4 separate regions of the Homo sapiens genome follow, and regions 2, 3 and 4 are each linked to region 1. The links are chromatin contacts, found by Hi-C or POLR2A ChIA-PET in ENCODE. All regions are on one chromosome and are shown on one strand. The core of a region is the stretch at or near the end of the contact, and the rest is flanking DNA. Distances in the headings are between cores, read along the strand shown.

What was found. A loop is a pair of places that touch in the nucleus more often than their neighbours do. ChIA-PET counts read pairs that join two places held with the same protein, here RNA polymerase II (POLR2A). Pooled maps may share reads with other maps.
Region 2: a loop to region 1 is called in a map of naive thymus-derived CD4-positive, alpha-beta T cell, with 4 times the contacts of the local background. The contact joins the enhancer-like site here to the promoter of MYLIP in region 1. A Hi-C loop is called at or near these places in 1 of 168 maps with a recorded cell type or tissue (naive thymus-derived CD4-positive, alpha-beta T cell) and 6 of 50 pooled maps. POLR2A ChIA-PET finds 5 or more read pairs at or near these places in 1 of 52 experiments (PC-3).
Region 3: POLR2A ChIA-PET joins it to region 1 with 15 read pairs in PC-9. The contact joins the enhancer-like site here to the promoter of MYLIP in region 1. POLR2A ChIA-PET finds 5 or more read pairs at or near these places in 2 of 52 experiments (PC-9 and activated CD4-positive, alpha-beta memory T cell).
Region 4: a map of sigmoid colon shows a loop between it and region 1 (12-fold over the local background). The contact joins the promoter of CAP2 here to the promoter of MYLIP in region 1. A Hi-C loop is called at or near these places in 1 of 168 maps with a recorded cell type or tissue (sigmoid colon). POLR2A ChIA-PET finds 5 or more read pairs at or near these places in 1 of 52 experiments (PC-9).

Annotation. Positions count from the first base shown.
Region 1 is chr6:16,123,945-16,130,520 of GRCh38, reverse strand. It overlaps MYLIP (myosin regulatory light chain interacting protein), which reads right to left and starts at 1,435. Exons shown (of 7, transcript NM_013262.4): 1 at 1,112-1,435. The coding sequence starts at 1,198. RefSeq lists a silencer at 754-1,753.
Region 2 is chr6:14,273,498-14,280,073 of GRCh38, reverse strand. No RefSeq gene overlaps it. Among named protein-coding and RNA genes, the nearest start is that of LINC01108, 8.7 kb to the left of the region's middle. RefSeq lists an enhancer at 6,210-6,576. Within about 2 kb of position 2,898, at least 7 of the 41 ENCODE cell types and tissues checked have a DNase peak (open chromatin) inside an H3K27ac peak, as active enhancers do.
Region 3 is chr6:17,489,373-17,495,948 of GRCh38, reverse strand. All of the region lies in intron 4 of CAP2 (cyclase associated actin cytoskeleton regulatory protein 2), which reads right to left. Among named protein-coding and RNA genes, the nearest start is that of CAP2, 99 kb to the right of the region's middle. Within about 2 kb of position 2,453, at least 6 of the 41 ENCODE cell types and tissues checked have a DNase peak (open chromatin) inside an H3K27ac peak, as active enhancers do.
Region 4 is chr6:17,390,060-17,396,635 of GRCh38, reverse strand. CAP2 (cyclase associated actin cytoskeleton regulatory protein 2) reads right to left here and starts at 3,041. Exons shown (of 13, transcript NM_006366.3): 1 at 2,890-3,041.

The DNA.
Region 1 (6,576 bases), core at 186-2,685:
GGTACGTATCAAAGCAAACCCAACGGCTCCCTGAGGCTAAGATTGCTGGTGCTTTTTACAAAGTTCAATGGTGTTACAATTCCTGATCTAAACTGGAAAAACAAAGTTCCACGGCTCCAATGATACCAAACCACGAGCTCTAGTATGGAGGCTCATAATTCCTTTTAACGTCTAGGGCATGACCAATTGCAATAGAGAAAAAAGGAGTCCTCAAAAGTAGCCTTCCAAAAGATGAGGAGGGGAAACTACAGGGTATTTTCCTTCGTATTCCAATCACCGGAATTCCCTCCACCAGCATACTCTGCACAGCTGATTTTTGGCGACTTATTATCTGGGCAATTTTAACCATTTGGACTCCAAAAATCAAACACATTGAGGGAACACGCCACAAGTGTCAGCTAAGCTTCACAAGCGGTTTTCCAAACATCTCAGAGCTAGAGGGGTTGAGGGCACAGCGTTTTCCTGGGATCACATGTGCTGTCTGCCATACCACCTCTGCACTATTTGGCACCGATCTCCCTCACTGTTAAGGAAACACATGCTTAAAAACAACCGAGCAGTAGATGACCCAAACCTATTCCTCCCGTCCCCCGCAAACCCGGAGATGCAGGTGAACGGTGCATTTGAGAGCAGCAGCCTGAGAAGCAGCGTGAGACAAGGGCCCGGCTTGTCTGCCAAGAACCCCTGGGGCCCGAGACTGCTTCGAGCCACTCCATCCCATCCTGGCACGCGGGTGGCACTGCCAGGCGCCGCGGGGACCCGACAGGCGGCATCACGCACATACCTGCGGCAGGTGTGCGGAGCCGCCTTCTTCCGGGAAAGTGCTGGGTTGGGGGGATGATGGGGCGCTGGGGGGTGGATCCCGGCTGCGGGCTGCGCCCGGCCCTCAGCGCTGGGGACCCCCGCTGCGCGCTTTCTCCGCGCACCCCACGCGCGCCAGGAGGAGACCGCGCGCCCCACGCCCGTGGAGAGGAGGGGACGCGCTCCCCCCGGCTGCCGCCGCAGTGCCTCCCGGCCCCTAGTAGGGGGCGCGCCAGAGTGCCAGGCGTCGCTGCGAGGCCCCTCGGCCTCGCGGGACCCGCCGGGGCCCCTTCTTGCCCCTCGCCCTCACCTGGTTGAGGCAGTCCTCGCCGTTGGCTTTCGCCTCCACCTCCACCTCCATCAGCACCGCGTCCGGCCTCGTCACATAACACAGCATGGCTGGGGCTGCCGCTGCCGCCACAGCCGCCTTCTCTTTGGTGTGCGCGGGGCTGCCGCCTTGTCACTGGTGGGACCCAGCCCCGGACTCGGAGAGGGCTGGCCCTCGAAGGCTGCAGCTCTGCGGACCCTTGTCCGGGGCCCCGCGGCCGCCACTCGCGTCCCCGCCACCCCCTCACCCGCTGCCCGCCAGCTGCCCCTGTCCTCCGCGGTGGCGCCGCACTCCAGCAGCCCAACTGCCTGCGCTGCGACAGGGACTCTGCTGATATAGCGGCCCCGCCCCCTTCAGCTCGGGTCCCCGCCAATCACGGCCTCCCTGCCCCTCCTCCCCCGCCCGATCAGCCAATAGCGGCGCCCCTCGACCGCGGCCCCCGCCTCCCAGAGCCGGCTGAGTTTCCCTGGCCGCCCCGGGAGGTGGCAGCTTGCGGGCGCCGAGTGCTGCGGGAAGGGAGGGAGACCCCGGAACACACCAGCCGCCTCTGTCCGCTGGGCGACGCTGCTCAGAGTGAGCGATCGCCCGGGGCTCCAGGCGGGGACGCCTTTCTGCCGTCTCGAATTTACGGTGATTAAACACCTCCAAGCTGCCACTGTTCTTCAAATATCTTGGATCACTCTGAGCACGCATTTCGGTTGTGAAAGCAAAAAGGAAAAGGAGCAACCCAAAGCCTAAAGAAAACTGTTCTCGTCCGGGCATGGTGGCTCACGCCTGTAATCCCAGCACTTTGGGAGGCCGAGATGGGTGGATCACCTGAGGTCAGATTCGAGACCAGCCTGGCAAACATGGTGAAACCCCCGTCTCTACTAAAAATACAAAAAAAAAAACAAAATAGCCAGGCGTGGTGGCGGGCACCTGTAATCCCAGCTACCTGGGAGGCTGAGGCAGGAGAATCGCTTGAACCCAGGAGGCGGAGGTTGCAGTGAGCTGAGATTGTGTCACTGCACTGTAGCTTGGGCAAGAAGAGCAAAAAACCCTGTCTCAAAAAAAAAAAAAAAAAAAAAAAAAAAAAGAAAAGAAAAAGAAAAAAGAAAAAAAAAAGAGAAAAAGAAAACTCTTTTCCACCAGGATTAGCCACAGTGGGTTGCTTGGAGGCAGAATTGTTGTTCCTTATTAAGACCTCATCATTGAGAAAAACAAAATCTGAGTATGAAAGTTTTTGCAGCTGACCAGTGAGCCAGGTGTCTTGGTCTAGTGCTGGTGTGTTACACTCCGGAAGGGCTTCTCCTTACTCGTTCTGCTGAATCAAAACGCCTTACAGGGTACCAGGCCCTCTCTCAGGTTGCTCATTCTACCTCCTGTCTTATCTCACTCATTCATTAAACATTTGTGCAGCACCTGATACCCTGCCTGTCCCTTCTCACAGGCAACCAGATGTTGTCCTCGTCTTAAGGTAAGGTGCTCATCTCCTGACCTAACAGGTGGCATTACTGCAATATTAGCTATTAAAGGTCTACAACCCTTCACTCATTTACCGCTTGTTCCTCTTTGCCAATATATTACATAGCCTACCTTTTTGATTTCTTTATAGGAGCCAGATGATGTGGGTTTCAGCCGTGGAAACTTAGCAAACTTACTTCAGGCCAGCTCGATGGCTCACACCTGTAATCCCAGCACTTTTGGAGGCCGAGGCAGGAGGATCGCCTGAGCCCAGCAGTTTGAGACCAGCCCGGTTTCGCAACACAGCGAAACCCCATCTCTACACAAAATACAAAAAATTAGCCAGGCGTGGTGGCGCCTGCCTGTAGTCTCAGCTACATGGGAGGCTGAGGTGGGAGGATCACTTGAGCCTGGGAGTTCGAGGCTGCAGTGTGCTGTGATCCCCCTACTGCACTCCAGCCTAGGCGACAGAGCAAAAGACCCTGTCTCTAAACAACAACAACAACAAAAAGAAAACAACGAAAGAAAAAAAAAGAGAAAACTTACTTCATCTGTCTGAAGCTTGGTGTTGTCAACAGTAAAATGGAGATGGCAATATCTGCTCTGTCTCCACCCAGCATTGTTGGGAAGCGCAGCAAAGATAATAACGTTCACAAAAGCATTTGAATGTCCCCGTGTATGTAAGGGGAGCTATAAGTTCAGTGCCTTCACTGCTTAATGATGACTTTTCCTGTCCCTACCCCCCTTCACGAGTCCCAAGGATCTGTTAGTGGCCTTTATTTCCGAACAACCAGGTACGATATCAGAGCCCAAGGCTAAAAAAAAAGGAGGGATCCTCCCACACACAGTTCTTTGCTAAAGCTGACCGAGTAAAACTGTAAACTGTCCAAGTCCTAACCCCCACTGTTGCAGAGGAACAGGTGCACTCTCACATCTTTCTGTCTTATAAATACACCTCATGCTATTGTGGGCTGAAACAGTCCCTTCTTGTATTAACTGCAGTGCCTATTCCCTGAATTCCAGTTTACTAATAATCTGGGGAATTTATCTGGAAGATAGCGTTTGGTTCATTCCTTGTCTACTTTATGCTTAATTGCTAGAAGTTTCAGAAGAGGAAGAAGAGGCGAGGGGCAATAGGGAGACCAGTTATATTGGTTAGTATTTTTGTTTATGAACAATAGAAACTAAAGCTGGCTAACTGGAAACTCATAGAATCAATGGGACCAGGTGTGGAAATGAGTAGAACGGGAAAATATTGGTTGGCCAAGAAAAAAAAAATAAACAAAAATAAAACAAGCAAACACCCAAACCAAATACCCACTTTGTGGACTACTTTAAAAATAACTTATATTTTTGGTTTTAGCAGGGATTTTTCTTTTGCAAGTATGATTTCATTGTTTTTTTAAAAAATCTAAGCTTGTAAAATAGTTTGTAGAAGCATAGGTAAAATCTGACATGTTTATTTTATTTAAAACTTTTTGGCCAGGCGTGGTGGCTCATGCCTGTCATCCCAGAGCCCTGGGAGGCCGAGGCAGGCAGATCCCTTGAGCCCAGGAGTTTGAGATCAGCCTGAGCAAAATGGCAAAACCCCATCTCTACTAAAAATATAAAAAATTAGCCAGGCATGATGGCATGTGTCTGTAGTCCCAGATACTCAGCGTGCTGAGGTGGGAGGATGGCTTGAGTCCAGAAAGTCCAGGCTTCAGTCAATCATGATCTCACCACTGCACTCCAGCTTGGCCGAAGGGAGTGAGACCCTTTCTCAAACAAAACAAAAAACAAACAAAACCCCACATTTTTCATAGTTTTGTTGTTGTTGTTGTTGTTGTTTAGACAGAGTTTTGTTCTTGTTGCCCAGGCTGGAGTGCAATGGCATGATCTTGGCTCACTGTAGCCTCCGACTCCCTGGTTCAAGCAATTCTCCTACCTTAGCCTCCCGAGTAGCTGGGATTATAGGCACGCGCCCCCACACCCGGCTAATTTTTTGCTTTTTTAGTAGAGACAGGGTTTTGCTATGTTGGTCAGGCTGGTCTCGAACTCCTGACCTCAAGTGATCTGCCCGCCTTGGCCTCCCAAAGTGCTGGGATTACAAGTGTGAGCCACCGCCCCGACCTATTTTTAACAATTGTCATTTGCACAATAGTTGGAAGTAGAAGATTTACAAGAATTTTTTTTTTTTAATTTTTTTTCAGAGACAGAGTCTTGCTCTGTTGCCAGACTAGAGGGCAGGCAGTGATGTGAAAATAGCTCACTGCGGCCTTGAACTCCTGGGCTCAAGCAGTCTTCCCGCATCAGCCTCCAGCGTAGCTGGGACCACAAGCAGGTGCCACGACACCCAGTTAATTTTTGTATTTTTTTGTAGAGATGGGTGTCTCGCTATGTTGCTCAGGTTGGTCTCAAACTCCCGGGCTCAAGCGACCCTCCTGCCTCTGCCTCCCAAAGAGTTGGGATTACAGGTGTGAGCCACTGTGCTCGTGACAGGGATATTTCTAATCCAAACCCAGATAGTGCTTCTGCTATAGGATGGTTGGTGAAGATTTCAATTGTTTTGAAATTAAGAATCCCCAGATAAGACTGAAGAGAAGGATTTCTTAAAACAAAAACAAAGCTAAAAATAGGAAAATGGCACTTGGGGGTGGGAGGGGCGGGCAGTAAGAAATCCTTATGACTGGGAAGCAAAAAAAAAAAAAAAAAAAAATACTGGCTTCCCACTAGCATGTATGGAATATACTGGACCATGACCCCTCTCTCTCCTCGCTTTCTCTCTCTGTCTTTTCTCTCCATCTCTGTTTTGTAATTTATTCCTTGAGTAGAGCTAAGGAGAGACTGGTTAGTTACAGAATGAGGAGGCTGAGTGAGCTGGTGAGAAAGCACATTATGCTCAAAAGACCTGGTTAGGGAATAGAAAACCCGCAGTAGAATTACTTCCTCGAGGATTCCACCATCTGCTAATGCTGCTGAATGTCTGGAGCCAGTTTCAAGCCCCAGCTGGGTCTAACTCCAAATAAGAGACTCTGAACACCCAGGGTGGGAACTATATTAGATTGAGCAGTGATTGAAGCCAGAGAGATGCCCAAGTTATCTGTGTCTGCTCTCTTTTTCTCTCAATTAGCTCTCATCTTTTAAAGATAGCATTAAAATTAACCAGCATAGTGGAAAAAAAAAGGTCAGCTGTATGAATATAGAATTTAAAAATAGAAACCATAACTAGGCGGTAGAGTTGGCTAACCCAGTGGAGTTCTAGCTGTTCAGACACACCCAAGCACCACAGATTTTCTCTGTCTCACATACTAGGGCTCAAGACTGAGCACTAGATGGTATTTGTGTGGATGTGATGATCATTTGGCTGCAAAATCTTCCTTCTAATTGAGCACTGGGTCTGATCTGGATGGCTGGGTACCTATCTCTGTGCATTGCATTCTCAACACTGCGTGCACTGCTGCAGAAACCCTATGCTGGGTCTCCAGAGAAGGACAGCCTTCATCACCTGCCACACCCTTCTCTCTGCCTCTCAACGTTCATTTGTAGAAGCACTGAGGGAAGAACAATTAGTGACTGCCTAAGAAAACCGTCATTTTGCTTTCACACATTATTCAAGCTAATGGTTCACATAAGTAACACTTCATCAAGCACAAGTATGTTAGAATATGTCAAATGAGCTGAAATCTCTCATTTGAAATATTAGGCTTGTGAAATTCAGGAGTAGTTTAATTTGATCCTGGCCTACCATCAAACCAGAACATCTCATTTCTGAAACTGGCTGTTTGAAGAGAAAAAGAAGGAATGAAGCAGGAATAGGCAGCACTCATGTTAAAAACTCTGGGAGATCTGAAACGGCATTGTTTTAATTAGCAGGCAGTTAAAAAAATTCTAGTTATGAGAGTTACTGTTCATTGCAGAATACTTGGAAAAGACAGAAAAGTATAAGGCAAAAAATGAAGTACCTATAATTTTATCAGACATTTCTATTTAGTATTGATGTTTCACTGTTATATTTTGCATAT
Region 2 (6,576 bases), core at 1,649-4,148, 1.9 Mb after region 1:
ACAGTGATTGTTACATTATAGGTGCTTAGCTAACTTGCTCACTGATCGGCTGAGGTCTCTCCCCTGCCATTAAACAGTGAACCAACAATTAGTTAGCAAATGCAATTTCAGCTTCTACTGAGGGAAAGATAATACACCCAGCAGTGTGAAGAAATTTCTTTGCAGAACCAAACTAAAGGTCCAGGTTACTAAACACAGCATTAGTTTTTCTCAAATCAGTATGTGTTGTTATACAGGCAAGCCTAATTAATCATATTTCCAGGGTATACACTGAATAATCTGAGAGAAGAAATCAATTACCTAAATTCGTGGTTCTCATAATTCGAAGCAGTCGAATTTCAAAGTGTAGGTTTTAAATCAGAACTGTTGATCGTGACAGATGGGGACATGGGAGGGAGGTGTGCATTTTAAATTTTAAAGAAACGTAATTTTATAGCAACCTGCATCTGTTAATAGGTTACATCTGTATCTTTTCAATGTTGCAGACATATAAGGCAAAAGAAATATTTTATAGATAATTCAACTAATTGACAGGCCTTTTGTTATTTCTTTGTTTTTTGGGGTTTTTTTGTTTTGTTTTGTTTTTGGTTTTGGTTTTTTTGGTTTTTTGTTTTGTTTTGTTTTTTGAGATGGAGTCTCGCTCTGTCACCCCGGCTGGAATGCAGTGGTGGGATCTTGGCTCACTGCAACCTCTGTCTCCCAGGTTCAAGCAATTCTTGTGCCTCAGCCTCCCGAGTTGCTGGGACTACAGGTGTGCGCCACCACGCCCAGCTAATTTGTTTTGTATTTTTAGTAGAGACAGGGTTTCACCATTTTGGCCAGCCTGGTCTCAAACTGCTGCCCTCAAGTGATCCACCTGTCTTGGCCTCCCAAAGTGCTGATTACAGGCCTGTGCTACTGCACCTGGCCTCTTTTCTTATTTCTAAATCTACTAACAGAGGCTGTTGACTTAGCACTTCTGCCCAAGCTCCTTCAAAGGCAAAACCATGCAGGAGGTGGGGAAGGTGCCTAGAATAAAAGGATGTAACAAATACAAGATGAGGAACAAGTAATATCATTTTTCTTATTGCTTGTTAATTATAATAACTCAGAAGTTGAAGCTTAAATATGTCTCCTTATCTTTTTTTATTCTTCTTTAATTAGTTCTGTTCAGTGAGCACCCTGGTTGGCATGTGTAAGACGTGCTCAGGAATACTCAGCCAATGACACTATAGGATTGCCGGATTTAGCAAAACTGATGTTGTAAAGCCGCTTGAAACTTCTAACGTGTGTAGAGAATTGTATGCACTTTAACAACAGATACATTTTCTTTCCTCTCCTAAGCTGCATTTGTGCCCATCCATTCTTGACCACATGCCTGTATGGCTGCTGTTGCTAGGGAGCCTGGATGTGACAAAGGGCTTTACAGCTCAAAGATCAGAGGGACCAGGACGCTGTGAGCAGCTGCCAGTGGGAACCTGGGCAGCTAAATGCAAGGGGCACTTTCCCCTCGCTGGCAAAGCAGCATCTGGGGGCTGCACTGGTTCCTGCCCCCACCTTCCTCTCCCTCTCCTCCTCCCCGTCTTTTGCCCCCTACCTCTCCCTCCATCTCCTCCTCCCCTTCTTCGAACTCACCTGCCCACCAGGGGCTGGGTAGTGAGTGAAACAGGAGAGGGTGCCCATCAAAGTGGTTTGGCGAGTGGCTACTGCTCAGTATTGCCATATGCAAGGGGCACTTCTGATTTTTCTATATTTTTCAAGCTATGCCAGTTATCTGGGTGTTGTGTGAAGTCACCATATTATTATTATTTCTTTTGAGATGTAGTCACCGTATTCTTCAGCACTGATGACTAACTTGAGTCTTTGAAAAACACCGTGCAAGCTAAAGCAAATGTCTCTGTGGGCTTCCCGACTGCAACCTCTGGGTTAAGGGAAGCCCAGTAGGTGTTTCTCTTTCCTGTCCTACCACCCTGAAGCCTGCCACGGATTCATTCAACAAGTGTTTTTGGACATTGACTATGTGCCAGGCACTGTTCTGTGCTGGACATAAGGCAGTGAAAACTCAGATAAAATGCCTGTTCTCAATAGGCCACATTCACTGAGAGATGGACAGTAAACAAAATGAGTAAGAAGAAAATGTATACTATATTAGATAGTACACAGGGCTATGGAGGAAAACAAAGCAAGATGGCAATAGGAAAGGTGGTTTAGTGTCCACTTTTGAATAGAAAAATTGGAGAAAACTTCAGTGAGAAGGCAGCAAGTCAACAAGAACCTGAAGGAATAAGCCACCTAGAGAACAAGAGAAGAACATTCTAGAGAGAGAGAGTGACGGCAAGTGCAAAGGTCCTGAGGCATGTAGCAAAGGGACTGGTCAGCAGGAGAGGTGGGAGTGAGTGAGTGAGAGCAGGGAAGAGTAGGAGGGAGGCCAGAGAGATGGGGTGGGACAGCCCACTGAGCAGCCTCTGCAATCCATGAAACTGTGGGGGAATTCTGAGCAGAGCAGAAAGTTGACCTGGCATGTTCTCACAGGTCACCCAGGCTGCTGTGTTGAGAGCAGACTGCAGGGAGGCAAAGTGGAGGAGGGAGGCTATGACAGTGATCACAGCAATGGAGATGATGGCAGCTCAGAGCGGGAAGATAGCACACAGGTGGAAAGAGAATGGTCAGATCCATTGCTAGGCAGGCCTCAGGAAATACCAGGTATGGAATTTCCCATCTCCTGGATTTGTTTTAGTCACCTATCAAAAGTAAAATGTAGCATCACGTTTAAAGAATTTTCCACTTAAAAAACCAAAACTGTTCACTTAGCTGCCTTAAAACTCTTTGCTGCCTTGATAGTCTGGCTTCCTGTGCACGGAGAGATCTGTTGACTCTAGCAGGATGAGTTAAGTGAGATCACAAGACACAGAAAGAGGAATAGACAGATCTGAAAATAAGCACTGGCTCATGCACCCAGAACCTAAAGCAGACCAAAATAAACCACATCCTCCCACCACTTTATTTTTTTATATTTAAGGGTTTTTTTGTTGTTTAGCAAAGTATAATTTTAGAGGTGGCAACCAGTTTGAAAAAAAGATGAGCAGGAGGAGAAGGGAAAGAAGAGGACGAGAAAGAGGAGGAGGAGGACAAGGAGGAGGAAGAGCAAGAAAAAGAGAAAGAGGAGGAGGAGTAAGAGGAGGAAGAGAAGGAGGAGGAAGAGGAGGAAGAGGAGGAAGAGGAGGAGGACCCTTAGCCAGGAGCCCAGGACTCAGGAGCAGTGCTGGCCCTTCCCTCTGTCACGAGTGGCTGCATGTAAGGAGAATGAGAATTGCAGACTTGAGCTGTTCAGAACCTCAAAATGTCTCTAATTAGAGACAGATTCAATGTCTGCTATATGTGCTATGTGCCACAGCATTTCCTGTTAATTAAAAGTCATTCACAGCTCTGTGGGTTAAAGGGCCTATTCCATACTCCAGATACTCCTAAAAGTGCTTAGGAAGGGGTAGGAGGAAAGGCATGGCCCACCTGAAAATAGTCCTGCTTCCCCTTGAGACCAGAGTGACCAGCAAATCACCGTGGCAGGTGGCATCTTCTCCCCTCCACAGCAGAGGCTCAGGCACTCCATTAAAAAGGGAGGTAACTGTCATCTCTCAATTCCAGGAATTCCTTCATTCTCTGCCCACCACTTCACCTTCTTTGGGCTCCCTCTCTGGCCTGACCTCCCAGCAGCACCATGTTTAGGTTCTCTTATTTGCCAAGACTCCCTAATAAAGATGCCTTGGCACTCAGCCCATATCCCCTCCACACTTCCCTCGATGTCTGAGGCTGCTCACTGCCAACCCTGGCATTCTGCTTTTTGCCTGGTTTGGGGAACCTTCTAGGTCCACCTGCAGGGAATCCAGAGTGCCAGGTCACTGCCCAGAAAGCCTGCCTCAAGCAATCATGAGCAAGGAACTGTTGGATAATGCCCAGCTTCCTCGTCCCGTAGATGGATTAAATCCAAGGCATGTTCTAAAGTGTCTCCGGGAGCTCCCTGTGGGATCAAGCTCCAGGTGCCCACTGTGGCAAATGGCTTAATAAGCCCCCTTGCTTCCCTCCCTTATCTGTCTCCCTTCCCCCATCCATGCTTCCTGGCCTAACCTCCTAAATAAATGATTTGTGCTTGAAGTCTTGCCTCAGTGTCTGCATTCAGAAGGACCTATCTAAGACACCCATCCACCGCCTCTGACTTGTGCTTCCCCAGGAGAAAGTTCTGCCTGCCCAACTCCTCTGATCCTGCCCTAACCCCCACAGGCAGGGCCCTTCCAGTCCAGGCTAGGCTTCTAGAACAGCTCCCCAGCACAGCCTGGCACCTGCGTCCCTGCGCATCAGGGGCAGGCATTATTGCCTCCTCGCCTTCACCCCCACCCACCTCTGCTGGAGGCTCATGCTCCGTCCTGTCCCAGGAGCCATGGCTATGAGCAGGGTGCCCCTCACAAGCATTCTGCAGCCGCTGCTGCTGGCAGCTGTGGTTTCCTATCAGCTGCTGCGTGCAGGCTGAGGGAGACACTCCTGGGCCTCATCCCAGACTTCCTGGCTTTGCCAAGCTCGCCGCTGCTGGGATGAACAAGGGAGCCCGAGTGTGGAGCTGTGTAGAGTCCCTCCAGGCCCAAGAGCACACTGGGGGCTGCCAATCTCCACATAGAGCTGAAAGAGCTGGAAGCAGAGCCCCAAGGGTGGCAACAGAGGACAGTCAGAAGAGGATGCTCACTGGGGTTGCATCTGGAAGTCACTTATAATTTGGATATCTAATGGCAATGTGGCCTCTTCATGAGGGGCATGGCTGGTCAGGCCTGGGCAGATTGCCTACACGCCAAGCTGTTCTGGTTGATTCTTTGACCGGTTGCCATAAAGCGCCTTTGATCCAACCTTGACACTGGTGGGTTTCACAGCTCTGAGGGAGACACAGCCATCTGGCAGGCTATCCACAGTGGGAGCCCAGACATCAGAGGTTTCTGGAAACATCCGTGGGTATTTTTAGTGCCCCATTTCCCTCCCTTCTTCCCTGACAGCTCCTAAAACAAACCTCAACAAGCAAGGAGGTGCCTGTGTTTCTGCAGCTGGGGCCTCTCCGCCTCCACTCCTGACACCACGTGGGCTGACCTCAGCGAGCTTCTTGCCTTAGCTCTGCGATCAGCCTTTCCTAGAAGGCCCCTGACCCTGGATACCTCTGCCTATGTGCCTGATTCTCATAGAGGCTGGTCCACAGCAAAATAACTTGCAAGAGGACCAGGACGCATCTCCAGTGCCTGGAACACTGCCTGCACGTCACAGGTGCTTCATACAATTTGCCATATAAATGAATGAATAAAGTGACTCATCACTGAGGCTCAAAGCAGTACCCAGGCCAGTTGTTGAGACACGCACCCCAGCGTGGGCTCCGCCACTGCACTCTGCCTTGTCTTGCTGGTTAAACACGTTACTCCCGTTTTTCCCTGTGTAAAGTGGCATACAATGGAGGTTGTGCAACGGAAATGGTTTAGTTGGACTTTCTGAAAGAAAGCCAAATCTGGCAGAATCAGAGGTTGAACTTAACAGACTCTTTTCCTTTGACCAAAACTTTATCTAGGCTCCTCCAAGTCCTCTGCTTGATGGGGCCTGAACTTGGGCTTCCTTCTGTGTCCTCATAGAATCCAGTCTGAGCAAGAATTCTGCTCACTTTAGCAAAAATCCCCTCTTTGGTGCCTTACCACCCTTAATGCCTTATCACCCCGACCTGCCTTTTGCAGTAACTGATCAAGTCAGTTTAGCCAGAAACCCCTCATCCTTGATGTTTTCTCTTAGTCATTTTCCACCCCTGACCCCACTCAGCTCCCTGGTTATAAATCCCCACTTGTCCTCGCTAGAGTTGAAGTGGAGTCCGATCTCTCTCCCCCACCGCAAGACCCCATTGCTGTGGTCCCCATACCCTATCGCCATGGCTCCCCTTGAATAAAGTCTGCTCTGCCATTCTTAAGAAACTGAACCAAGAAAATTCTAGAAGACAGGAGCAGTCAGTTCAATCATCAACACCAGTGAGGCAGCAATGAAGATACAGAGGTGTAACGTGACTGGGAAGGAAGCAGACAGGGTTAGGGGACCAAGTGGGTGAGAGTGGCAAGTGACTGACAGCCTGGAGTTATGGGTGGCTCCAGATTTTTCTGGCTCAAAACTGGAGAATAATACCATTAACCAAAATCAAGAACATGTCAAGAATATGTAAAAGGGCACTTTTCCCTTAAGTACCACAATCTCAGCAATGGCAGGCTTGACTCCTAAATAATATCAAATCAGAAATTTCTCATTCGTCTATCTGAGCAATTTGATTGAGACCTGTAATACATCTTTGCTAAACCAGGCCACAAAATGTGTACCCGATCGATATATAATTCCTCAAATACCTATCTTGTTTTCACCTTCCTTCTAGAAACATACATGGCCTTTTTAAATACACACATTTTCTACAGAAATGCTCAGGGCACAGAGGGCTGGAGGTCACAGCCATCTAGGGATCTAGGGTGTGTTGCCTTCTGCAGGCTGTCACGGGGCTCATGTGGGCCAGAAAAGGCTTCTCTGGTCTGAAGGCAATACTTGGCA
Region 3 (6,576 bases), core at 1,204-3,703, 1.4 Mb before region 1:
ACTGCACTGGGATTCTGTCCTCTGTTGCTGTCTTTTCTGCAGGTCATTTGTTGGCCAGCCCTGTCCCCACTTCTAACAACTCCCACCATTGACAGTTACAGTCTCTTTCCTGTCTCTTTCTCTGTATTTTCTTGCTTTCTCTTTCACACACCTAAACTTGTGTGAAAAAGCAGGCTTTTTAAGGAAAAAAGCCACTAAATTGCAGTCTTTTTCTTTTGCAGCACACACTCACGGCCAATGAACTTTCATCTTCGAGTCTTGAGCTGAGATGCTTCTTTGTCGTCCAAGGGGGATTTTTGGTCACTTCCAAGTCCAGAGGAGTCCCATAGCTCCATATGCCATAAATCCCATGGACTCCAAGCCTTATCAGTGCTTGTAGACTGCTGAGCCTGGATTTTGACATTGACCCCAAAGGGAAAGTGTGGCTAACGGTGTGTATAAATCCAGCATGAAACGTGATGTACAACCAGAACTACTTTCTATGAGGCATGTGCTGGAAGGACCATTCTTTGATTTTTGACTCAGTTCTTAGATGTAAAGCTTATAAATCATGACTGTGTAATAAAATGAGATAATTGTGCTCACTATTATCGGTAAAGAGAGTTATTTTGTTACCTGCTGGTTCATTTGTTTCTTCATTTATTCAATAAATATATACTGGTGACTTTTATGTGCCAGAGCTGGTCCAGGTGCTGGGGTACAGCAGTAAACAATACAGACAGCACTCTGATGTCCCTGCCCTCTTTTGTTTAAGTGGCAAGGGGCATGTATTAGTCAGGGTTCTCCAGGGAAACACAATGAATAGGATATGTTTATTTATTTATTTATGACAAGGATCTGGCCCATGTGATTATGGAGGCTGACAAGTCCCAAGATCTGCAGTCAGCTGGCTGGAGACCCAGGAGAGCCAATGGTGTAAGTTCCAGTCCAAGTCTGAAGGCTGGCAGGCTGGAGATCCAGGAAGAGCCAACGATCTTTCAATTCGAGTCCAAAGGCAGGGGACAAAACAAAACAAAAAACCCAATTTCCCAGCTCAAAGGCTGTCGGTAAGAATTCTCTCTTACTTAAGGGAGGGTCAGACTTTTGTTCTATTCAGGCCTTCAACTGATTGGATGAGGCACTCCAACTGATTTGGAAGCGCAATCTACTTTACTCAGTCTACCAATTTAAATGTTAATCTCATCCAAAAACACCCAGAATAATACTCCACCAAATATCTGGACACCCCAGGGCCCAGCCAAGTCGACACATAAAATTAACCATCACAGGGGGAGAGAGACGCAGATAAATAATTATATAAATAACTAAATTATATAGCATGTTAACTGTTAAAAACCATAGAGGGAAAAAGGTAGAACCTAGTGAGGAGGATCAGAAATATATATGGGGGGTGGGTTCCCACTTAAAATAGGATGGCCAGCACAGGTCTCATTGAGAAGGTGACATTTGAATAAATATCTGGAAGTGGCATTAGCCATGTAGACATCTGGAGGAAGGGCTCCCCAGAGAGAGGAAACGGCCACTACAAAGATCATGAGGTAGGAATGTGCCTCCAGTGTTTAAGGAGCAAGCAGAACCATGTAGCTGGAATGGAGCGACTGAGGGAGAAAGGGCCAGGGTTTGAAGTCAGACAGAAAATGACAGGGTGTTGGGGCACCAATCATGGGAGCTGCTGAAAGGATTTTGGCTTTTATCCTGAATAAAGCGGAGATCACCATGGAGTTTTGAGCAGAGGAATAACATGATGTGGTTTTCTTTTCTAAGGATCGCTCTGGCTGCTGTATTGAGAATAGATTATTGGAGGGTAAACGCAGAACTAGGGACATCGTATTCGAGACTACTGCAATAATTCCGACAAGAGATGAAGGCAGCTCAGGCCAGAGTGAATGTAGTGGAGATTGTGAAAAGTAGATTTTAGACCGGATGTGGGGTATCAAAGCAAATGAGGAGTCAGGAATGACTCCTTGGTCTCTGACCTGAACAACTAGAAGGATGGAGTCGCCATCAACTGAGATGGGGGAAATGGCAGAAGGAGCAGGCTTTAGCGCAAAGACCAGGAATTCCGATTTAGACGTACTGTTTCGGCTGCCCTCAACCAGGTGTTCCCAGGGGCCACAACTGATGAGTAATATCTGCAGTGCAGCTGCAATGGGCTTGCTTTTTTTTTTTTTTTGCCCCCTCCTCAGCTCAGTTCCTTTCTGGTCTCCACTCCTCAGTGTGTCTTTGCTTGGGAGCATCTTCTCACATTTTCAATCCAGTACACATGATTCATAAATGTGCTATATGTTCCTGTATTCAGTACAATTCAGTTCCAATTCAGAACAACACAGTGTATACATGCTCTGTTCCTCACCTACAAGAATGGCGCTTCTGGCCCTCAATCAGCCAGGGGTGAGCTCTGTATTGTTTCTCTCCTGGGGTTGACTTGTGCTGAGTCATTCACTCTGGCCAGCAGCAAAAGTCTGTGAGACAGCCAGCCTCCATTATGGGTACAGTCTGTGGTTGGCGGTGAAATTATTTTTGTTTAATTTCCCAGGTCAATTACTCATTATATCCTAAAACTTGTTGGCCTGTAGAGAGAAACAACCTTTAGCCTTGGTTTCATCTCTATCATATCTTAACAAATTGAGGTGAGAGAGAGGTGCACTATTTAAGTGGCTTATTTGGGTTATATGAGTGGATGCTGGTGGTCTAGCTTGCATTTTTATACTAAACATAGTGTCATGTAACAGGCATGAATGAACAAGTGAATGAATACACAAACTAACACTGAAGTGACAAATAAAAATTAAGCTTCTGAAAAGTCCAATGTGATCTGGGTAAATCGGAAATAAAATGTACCTCTCTAAAGAAGGTAATAGTTTATCTTGTTTTGATACAGATTTTTTATTCACACGTGAAGAAAATGATCAGATATTGTCTTTTATGTCCTCCTCTGTTTTCCTTCATAAACATTTTTTTCTGCCTGATATCCACTAACTCTGACCTCATGTTTTCTTGTTCTTTTTATCTGTTACAATATTTATTGAGCACCTACTAGGTGCCAGGCATAGTCCTAGGGACTTGCGATACATAAGTGGGGAAAATGGGTCTTTCCTTTGGGGTTTACAAGCAGTAAACAGACAGTAAACAACAGACATATTAGGGATATCGTACTATGAAAAAAAGGAGTGAAGCAGTACAAAGGGGTCAGAGGAGGAGGGGAGATTTTATTAATGTAAAAAAGGCTTATGTGAAAATATTTAGCTGACTACAACGTTTGACTGAACATTTGGTTGATGCTGTTTGATCCAGCCAGCCTGTCACATGCTAGCAGCTGATCAGAACGGAGTATGGAACATCAATGAGGAGAAATCAGGAAGTGGACAGGGATAAAAGCTGCTTTTCCCCCCAACTGGCTGACCTGAATTCAGCCACGCATAGGCTAAAGTTCACTTTCAATTCCAGCCACTTTGGACGCCGGCACATAGTCCAGGATATAATATGCCTGCTGCTGATCGGCAGCACAGAATAAAGCCTGCCAGCTGCAGTTCCATGTTCCTGCTAGACCCTCTGGTGCCTCACCAATCTTGTTTTTCTCTTTCAGTTACCTTCCCTCAGTTCTGCTCCTTCTGACTTCCAGCCCATAGACTTATTTGTGTTTTGATTTTTTTTGGTGACCCCAAAATACAAAGTTAAAATCAAAATACATGCACCCCACCACTGGCAAACATCACAAGAAGTTGGGAAATTTATAGAGAGAAAAAATAGACAACCATTTCCCATGGTTGATTATAGAAGATTTCTCTGCGTTTCTAAGATGTACCTTTCCAGCATCGCACATGGGTACTGCAAAGTACAGAACACAGTTCCTGCAAAGACCAGTAAGGTCAAACCCTTTCCTTCCTCCTGGCACATTAAGTACTCCTTCCAGAATAAACACAGGGACAAGGCTGGGGCCAAGAGCAGCTGAACTGGATAGACAATGGGATTTATTTGGTCCTCATCAGCAGGTCATGCGAGGAAGCCCGCAGAAATCTGAGAGTCCTGTGGGATGACTATCATCTTAAGATCAGTTTGCGGGGAGGGAAGAAATGAAAATTTACTGATTGCTTACTATAAATCACGCACTGTACTTTGTATTCTATATATTATGTAAACATCATAAAACTTTGGTGGAAACATTAGCATTATTATCCCTGTTTTATGAGTGAGGGAACAAGATCAAGAAATACTTAGTAACTTGCCCAAGATCATCTGGCTAGAACTGAGATTTGGACCCAGATATGTCTCGCTCCCACAGCTAATACTCTTAGGCAAAACAAAAAAAGCATTGGCTTCGGAACAGGAAACATCTGGGTTTAAACCGTATCGTTCACACTAGTCTGAGCCCCAGTATTCTTCCTATGTCATCTGTAAGGTTCTGATGACGATTACATAAGACAATATGTGCATCATGTCTGACACACAATAGAGGACTAAAAATGACAGCTGCTATTATTGTAATTATTCAAGCAATTTTACTGACCTCAAATACTGAAGAAAAAGCATATCATGGATAGCTGGACGAAATGGAATAATTATTGCTGAGTTAAACACTGTAGCTGATGAAAGAACTGAGAACATGGTGCCCACGATATGCGGTAAGAAGGACATGCTTACAATGCAGGCCCTTTAGAATGGGGTGGAAACTTAGGTCATCTCTTTTTGAGAATCTCAGGCAATTTACTTACATGACTCTGGGACATACTGGAAAAGGTGGAGAACAGATGGGGCACCCTGACAATCTCGGGGGCGTTGGGGGACAGTCCTTGGGAAAAGCTGTTCAAGTTCAATGCAAGGGTGCTAGAAGAACCCCAGGATCAGAAACTCACATTTCTGGGACATGATGTTAATGACACTGAGTTTCTACCGGCTCAAGGCAGAAGAAGAATGAAAGAGAAACAGATTTCTTTTAGTAGCACACGTCCTGTGGTTTACCCAGTGGAGCTATGGGCACAGCCTGAAGAGTTTACTTGCACGGGAAACAGACATGTCAGCAGGAGGGCTGAGCTTATAGCTGACATTCAGCCAAAGGGCACAAGGGCAGCTTCACCAGCTGTTAAGGCGCCATGATCCTTTATAGTGGTTGGCAAACAGCCACTTTCCAAGCCCTTTGGGTACCCCCTGCTGCCCTGGCTGCCCCAGTCTCTCTTCCAGGACTTCTCAAAGTCCCCAAACTCCAGCAATCCTGGCCTAATAGGAGGCCTCCAGGATCCTTCTCCAAGGCTCTCATTCTGTTTGTTCTGATTGGACCCATGCAGAATCTTAGGACTACAACCGAAAACTCATGGGCAGGACCTCTGCCCGCAAAGGCGTGCTGTTGCCATGGCAGGAACATCTAGCTTTGTGACTTACACCCCACCCAACCCAATACTCCATTTTAAAATTGCAAGTGTTTTATAATCCTCTTTTCTAGCCTGAAAGAAATTCACAGATAATATAAACTACATGTACACATCACTTTAAGAAATCCATATGGTGTCTAATTGTAAAATAAAGGGGAAATAAAAGGAAAGTAATTTCAAGACATAAATGCTTGGCCACAACAACACCAGGAAGATATGATGTAGTCTCAAAGTTGCAACTGCACATAGAATCCTGCAGAAAGAGATAGCCACAGATGTGGACTCATACAGATGAGTGTTTTAGCAAATCAAATACAAGAAGTCTTTTGGAGATATCTGGAGATGCCATTTTCTGACATGGAAAATAACATATGGTAAAAGTTCAGAACAAAATAAAGTGTCATCTTCCCTCAATTTGCACTGCAGCTGCATTCCAGGGTAATTTAGGATATATATTAAAATTACTATGCATATTAATATAGACTATGGAATGAAATTAGGTTCTAAGCTCAGATGATTAAAAATGTTTTTCACTTACATGCATACACAGTGGGTGACAGTCAAGTAAGAGGAGGGATAATGCATTGTGTTGTGTGTTGCTGAGCTTGTGGCATCTGCCCACCAAATGCCAAAAGAAACCTCCTGTATTTGACAACCTCAAGCATTTCCAAAATGCCCTTTTGGAGGACGTTAGCACCCCAGTGGAGAACTCAAGATCTGGCTAAATGGCACAACTATCATGATGGACCTACTAGATTACAAACTCCAGGAGGGCAGATCTGTTTTGCTCACTACAGTTTTCCCAGCTCCAGACTGGGATCTGGCAAATAGAATCTCAGCTAGTGTTTGTTAAATGAGAGAATGGATGCAAAACCCTAGGTAGTAAGGGGCAAGGCAACACATTTCAAGAAGCTAATCCAAACAGGCAAGCAGAGAGGTGCATGGAAGAGTGTAGTAGCAACTTAACTCTCCCTGTGATGGTAGCTGACACTGGGTAATGCCAACTGTGGGACATTTGGTCATTCAACACCCTTTGGGGCACCATGTGGGACTCTGAGGACTTAACACTGTTGCTTGTTGGAAACTGTACTGAATGGTAGTTACTGTATTCTGATTTTCTTTTGTTTTTTCTTTTGTTTTGTTTGTTTTCTGAGACAGAGTCTTGCTCTGTTGCCCAGGCTGGAGTGCAGTAGCATGATCTCGGCTCACT
Region 4 (6,576 bases), core at 1,792-4,291, 1.3 Mb before region 1:
CTAAGCAACAAAAAATCTACTTTCTAGCTGTATACATTTCCTTGGTCTGGACATTTTCAAATGAATAGATCATACAGTACGTGATATTTTGACTGGCTTCTTTCACTTAGCATAATGTTTTCAAGATTCATCGATGTTGTAGCATGTATCAGTACTCCACTCTTTTTTATGGCCAAATAATATCTCGCTGTATGGATATACCACCTTTTATTTATCCACTCATCAACTGATAGTCATTTGGTTTGTTTCCACCTCTTGGTTATTATAAATGGTGTTGCTGTCAACATCTGTGTACAGGTTTTTTTGTGAGCATATGTTTTAATTTCTCTTGGACATATATTTACAATGGAATTGCTAGGTCATATGGTAACTTTATGTTTAATTTGAAGAACTGCCAAACTTTTCCAAAGTGAGGGCACCATCTTATATTCCCATCGGTGGTGTACAAAGGTTCCAATTCCTCCACATCCTCACCAGTATTTGTTATTATCTGACTTTTTGATTATAGCCATGCTAGTGAGTATAAAGTGGTATCCCATCGTGGTTTTGATTTGCATTTCTCTGATGAATAATGATGTTGAGTATCTTTTCATGGGTTTATTGGCCATTTGTATATCTTCTTTGGAGATAGCTATTCAGATCCTTTGCCCATTTTTAAATTGGATTATTTTTCTTTTTATTATTGAGTTGTAAGAACTCTTTATATGTTGTGGATACAAGACCCTTATCAGATACATGATTCCTAAATATTTCCTCCCATTCTATGAGCTATCTTTTCACAACTATCTAGTTCTTAAGCCCTAGTTTATAAACCTAGTGATGGGTTCACAGGTGTTCAGTTGAACATAATGTTCATAACTCACCTAGACTTAGCGTATTATTTTTACATATAAAATGTTACATAATAAATTAAAAACAAAACAAAACCTCATGAATAAAGATGTTAGGAAATATTCAAAACAAAACAAAACTCCATAATGCTCAAAATAAGTTAATGCTTTTCTGGAGGGTATTTAACTTAACTGCCAAGGTATAACAGGCACTCAAGAGAATGTGGCCCATTAATCCTTTCAATAGGCTCCTCTCCAGATTCTAGCACAGAATCAATCAGTGGGAGTAGCAAACTACTACTAGAAGGACAAATCCATTCCCTTCTCTCTTACTTTTGTGTTTTCTGCTCCTCCCTCAAGCTAAGAATAGTTTTTACATTTTTTAATGCCTGGAAAAAAACAGAAGAATATTTTGTTACTGGTGAAAAGTTCAAGGTTCAATGTCTGTAAATAAAGTAAAACACAAACATACCATTCCTTTAGGTATTGTCTTTAGCTGCTTTCAAACTATAACTGTGGAACTGAGTAGTTGCTAAGGAGACCATATGGCCTGCAAAACCTACATGTTTACTATCTAGCTCTTAACTCAAAGGTTTACCAAACCCTACCCTGTATCAACAAATTAAATTACTTCTCACATTAACGATGGGGAACAAAAACTTACTTCCTACTAGCAAAGACCACCTTGATAATCACCTTCCTGATTTCTCATAGTCAACTTCTTTTTCTCTTTATCCTTAAGAAGTATTTATATGACACTTTGATTGTAATGTTATTAAGAATTTTTTAAATTTCGGGATTCATGGAGAAGTCGCCTTTCCTTGCAAAATATGCAGTATATTCAAGAAGTCATGCTCCATCTACACTTAAGGTACTGAATTAACTATTTCACACACTTTTATTGTCTATCCATTACATGCTGTGAGCCAAATACTGTTTGGTGCCGTAGGAACTACCAAACAACCCATCCTTGCTTTCAAGAGGCTTGCAGTCTAATTAGACTCTAGTAACTATAAATCCAATTCTCTAAAGTTCACTCTACCGTTGTAATTTTACACTAAGTGGGCTTAGATAGTTTACCAAGAATTCTAAGGAACATAGCTTCAATGAAATCTACAGAAGCAGTAAGGAAATAGGAGTACTCAGTAAACTACAGTGCTCAAGTCCCAGAAGCTTCTGCATTTCCATAACTATAAAACCAAAGGTCCTAGATGTTTTTACCAAGTGTTCATCTCCACTCTGGCTGTTTGGACCTAGTCCCGGTTCAACTTCCTAAATGCAGTCACCCATACATACTCATTTTTAAGAATGCATCCATTCAAATATTGCTACAACTTGCAGCGAACACCACTCTGATGAGAATAAAGAAAAGGCCATCTGCAGGTTGATTTTTGGCCCTAAAAGTGATGATACGGCGGCTACTTCCACGAACACCCCTCTACCCAAAGCAGTCAGAGAGCCAGCGGCGGGTGCCGTTTTTCCGAGCCGTTCCCCCAGTCTCAGTTGCCTCTGCATTTTTTAGAAGTGACTCATCGCCTCAAGTCAGGTTCTGCAGAGGGGAAGCCAGGTCTGTTTCTTTCCAGCACTTTCTGATCGAGGTGGCTCTGGTCAGAGCCGGCGCAATGACTCCCACCCCCACCCCCCTGGAAGACTCACAGCCCGGTGGACGAGACCCCCCAAAGTTAGAGCGGCCGGGCGGGCGGCGGCGCTGGGGTGGGGAGGCCGCGGCCGCCCGCCAACCCCGGGCAGCTCCTGCCCGCACCCCGCCTTCCGAGCGGCCAGGACGCCGGAGCTGGGGAGGCGGGGGCAGGGCGCGCCGCTCCGCTGACCCAGATGGGAGTCCGCCCGCGCCCGCGCCCCGCGCCCGGGTCGCCGCGCCCCGGCCCCCGCGCCCGCGCCGCCTTTATTCCCCTCGCGCTGCTGCCACAGCCGCAGCGTCCCGGCCGCTTCCCTACCCCACCCATCGGGCTCAACTTGCCAGCGCCCGCCGCCAGGCGCCCCCCGCACCTGCACCCCGACCCCTCCCCGCCTCGCCGGGCCCCGACCGCTGCAGGATTACCTGCTTCGCTGCCCTGGGGTCCCGTCCTCGGCAATGCAAATCCGTGGTCGGCCACTCGTACCCTCCTCCCGCGGCCCTCCCCTTCTCCTCCCCTCTCCCTCCTCCCAGCTGAATAGGAGCCGGTGTCAGTCACGCTGCTCCAGGGGAGAGTCGCCGGCAGCTTCCGGAGCTCCAAATACAGACGAGCTGAGGGGGGAGAGGGAGAGCAAAGCCACGCGGGTGGGGAGTGGAAATAAAGGGGAGCAGAGAGGAGAAGGGGGTGGAGGAAAGGAGGGGCAGATGGGCCGTGGGAGAAAAGACAGGGAGATGGGGAAGGCAGAGCCAGGGAACGCCAGCCTGCCTGCCAAGCGCCAGGCTATGCGAGAAATGGATTCAGTGCATGAGGCAGTATTGCAAAGAAGTCTGGAAAGATCCGGAGGCTCCTGGCTGAAGGAGGCACAGATAGGTTGGATACCCGAAGATCTGTGCAGAGAAATGGGTAATGGATCCTTAGGAATCAAGAGACGGCATGTGTGTCCCCAGACCCAATATGAGGATAAAGGCTCTGGGAGGAGAAGGAGCTAGACAGCTAATGCTTTAGCGAGACATCAAGACTGAGTGCACTCATAGTGCGTGTGATGACATTTTTAAAAAGTATTTTATAAACAGCAACTTTTTAAATGTCCTGATTATTTAAAAATTAAAGTAACCAAACCCACTTGGCTTCTTAAGATGTGCAGCATATTTGTGGCCACTTCCCCTTTATATATTGATTATAATTGCAAAATTGGAGGCTTTTCTCTTAACGTCATTAGAAGGAAAGCATTGATTTTCAATTTTCATCAAAGTTTATTTCAGTCTAAAAAAGTGACTTGAAGCTCTTTATTGAATGAATGCCAGGAAAATAATTGCAGAAAAGAGAAAAAAAGAGGGGAAATGTAACTGATATCTTCTGAAAGTAAAATCTCCAAACAATAAATATGAGATGAATTTCTTAAAGGCCAATATTCTCTGTCGATGTTAAAATTGCACATAAGTTGGTTCTGTACATTATAAGGCTTATTCTGACCCCATAGGTCAGCACTTATACAAAGGTCATTCCAATTACACATTGCTCTCTGCTGACAGTAATGAGGTGCAGTGAGTCTTTGCTTCCCTTTGTCTGGAAAGAAGGGAAACAAAATGACATAAACATTGATCAATGAGTGCGTACATTGCATAAAGCCAGAGCCAGCACCCTCCCTATCCTGTGGATACCTTGCATATGGCGGGCATTCAATATGTTTGTATTAAATAATGAATGAATGGATGGATGGATGAAGTATGTATGCATTTAGAACATTTGTGTTCCAGAAATGCAGAAAAAATATATATCCATAAGAATCAATGTGTGCAGGATCACAGGGAAGTTCCAAGCATCCATTCATATGACTTTTTTTTAGCACTAACTTCAACAAACATTAGCACAGTATTTCCTTAGCTACATCTGTTTTTTATTGGAGTATAAAGTATTATGGAGTCTAAGAGTGGATGAGCCACAAATCCTGTCTTTAGGTTGATAATATAGTAGGAAGATGTGAAGAGTATAAAAATAACCACAGTTCTAGGAATGTCGTAAAAAACATTCTAAAAGAAGTATGAACAAATTTCCATGGATGTTCAGAAGAAAGGAAGGTTGCTTCTAGACTGGGGATTAGAGAACACTTTCTGATGGACATGAAAGTTGAGTCTTCATGCGGAAATGAGACATTAAGAGTGGATTGTGGAGGAAAAACCCTCAAGATGATGGGCAGGGACAAAAGTGGAGAGGTAATAAAGGATGGCATGTATGAAGGACAGTCTGTGAGTTTAGCTGGATTGGAGGGCTGTGGAAGCCAGGTATGGAAGGAAGGTTAGGCCCTGGCTGGTAGAGGCCTTCAATCTCAGCCTAAAATGTTTGAAGCCTAAGTAGTAGGCACTGGGGGACTATTGACCATTTTTGAGCATAATCATGATAGCAATGGTTAGTTTGGTGGTGGTATATAGGACTGGAAAGAGATAGGAGGCAGGGAAATCCACTAAGAAATAACTAGCTAGTCTGGAGGGGAAAGTAACGAGCCTCAACTTGAAGCCTGAACTCTTCCCTTAACTAGCCCTGTCATAGCATCTGTCTGCTATATGATGTCTCCCCAAAAGGGCTAGCCCCCAGTGAACACTTCTTCCTCACAACTCTTTGATACTTATTGTCCATATTTTCCAATTGGACCTATACATTCCAGGAAAATGGGGATTAGGTCTGTTTGGTTAATTGCTATTTTCTCAGGCCAGACACATGAAGATCACTGACTACGTATTTGTTGATAACATTTTCTTGTACAGGATTAGGTCAGAAAATAGTGGAATTGGAAAGAAGAGGACAGTAGCTGGGCTTTTCTAAATCTTTTCAGTTCCCCTTGAGATTCCAGCCCAAACCTGCCTTTCTCCTTAGCCCATGATCTCATGATGTGCCAGACAAGGAGGCTGATAACTGTGTTAACTTCTACTCCTTCAACTTTTCTCCCCTCTACCTCAAAATTTCTCCCGTCATCTCCTTTGTCCTGCATATTTCTTTTGAGTTGATGTCTCCTTCCTTGTCATTGCTAAAAGTATTCTGGTCTCTTCTTCCACCTTGTGCCCTTGTCCTTGCATTCTGAGCCACCTCCTCTGTACTGAGTTTGTCCCCATGGATTACACTCCAATTGCAACAGCGAAGGCTGAACTCAAGGGCTGATAACACAGTAGACTCAGGGGAAAAATCCTTTTTTCCCTATTTAACCTATGGTTAGAATGATTCTACTGCTCTTTTACCTTTGTTTATATGAAATAAAACTTTTTATGAACTCTTTTATGTAAGGGGCTTTGCTAGAATCTCAACAGAGGAGGTGACCCAGGACCTCAACATTCTATAAAGCTTATACAGTACAGTAGTCCCCCCGTATCCACGAAGGATACGTTCAAAGACCCCCAATGGATTCCTGAAACCACAGATTCGTATTGAGGCTTCTATACAGTATTTTTTTTCCTATACATATGTACCTATTATGTTTAATTTATAAATTAAGTACAGTAAGAGATCAGTGATAACAATTAATAATAAAATAGAACAATTATAACAATATACTGTTGTAAAAGTTATGTAAATGTAGTCCTTCTCCCTCTCTTAAAATATCTCATTGTAGTATACTTGCCCTTCTTCTTCTTGTGGTGATGTGAGATGATAAAATGCCTGTGGGATTTAATGAGCTGAGGTGAATGACGTAGGCATTGTGATGGCGTGTCAGGCTACTATTCATCTTCTGATGATTATGTCAGAAGACAAGTCACCTGCTTTGAGTGATTTTATCAGTTTGTTCTTGCATTGCTATAAACAAATGCCCAAGACTGGGTAATTTATAAAGAAATGATGTTTAATTGTCTCATGGTTCTACAGGCTGTACAGGAAGCATAGCGGCTTCTGCTTCCAGTGAGGCCTCAGGGAGCTTTCAATCATGGTGGAAGGCAAAGGGAGAGTGAGGCATCTTAAGTGGCAGGAGCAAGGGGAGGAGGGAGGGGCCACACACTTTTAAACAACCAGATCTCACGAAAACTCACTATCGCAGGACAGCACCAAGGGAGGATGGTGCCAAACCATGTGAAACTGCCCTCATGCTCCAATTACCTCCCACCAAACCCCACCTCCAGCACTGGGGA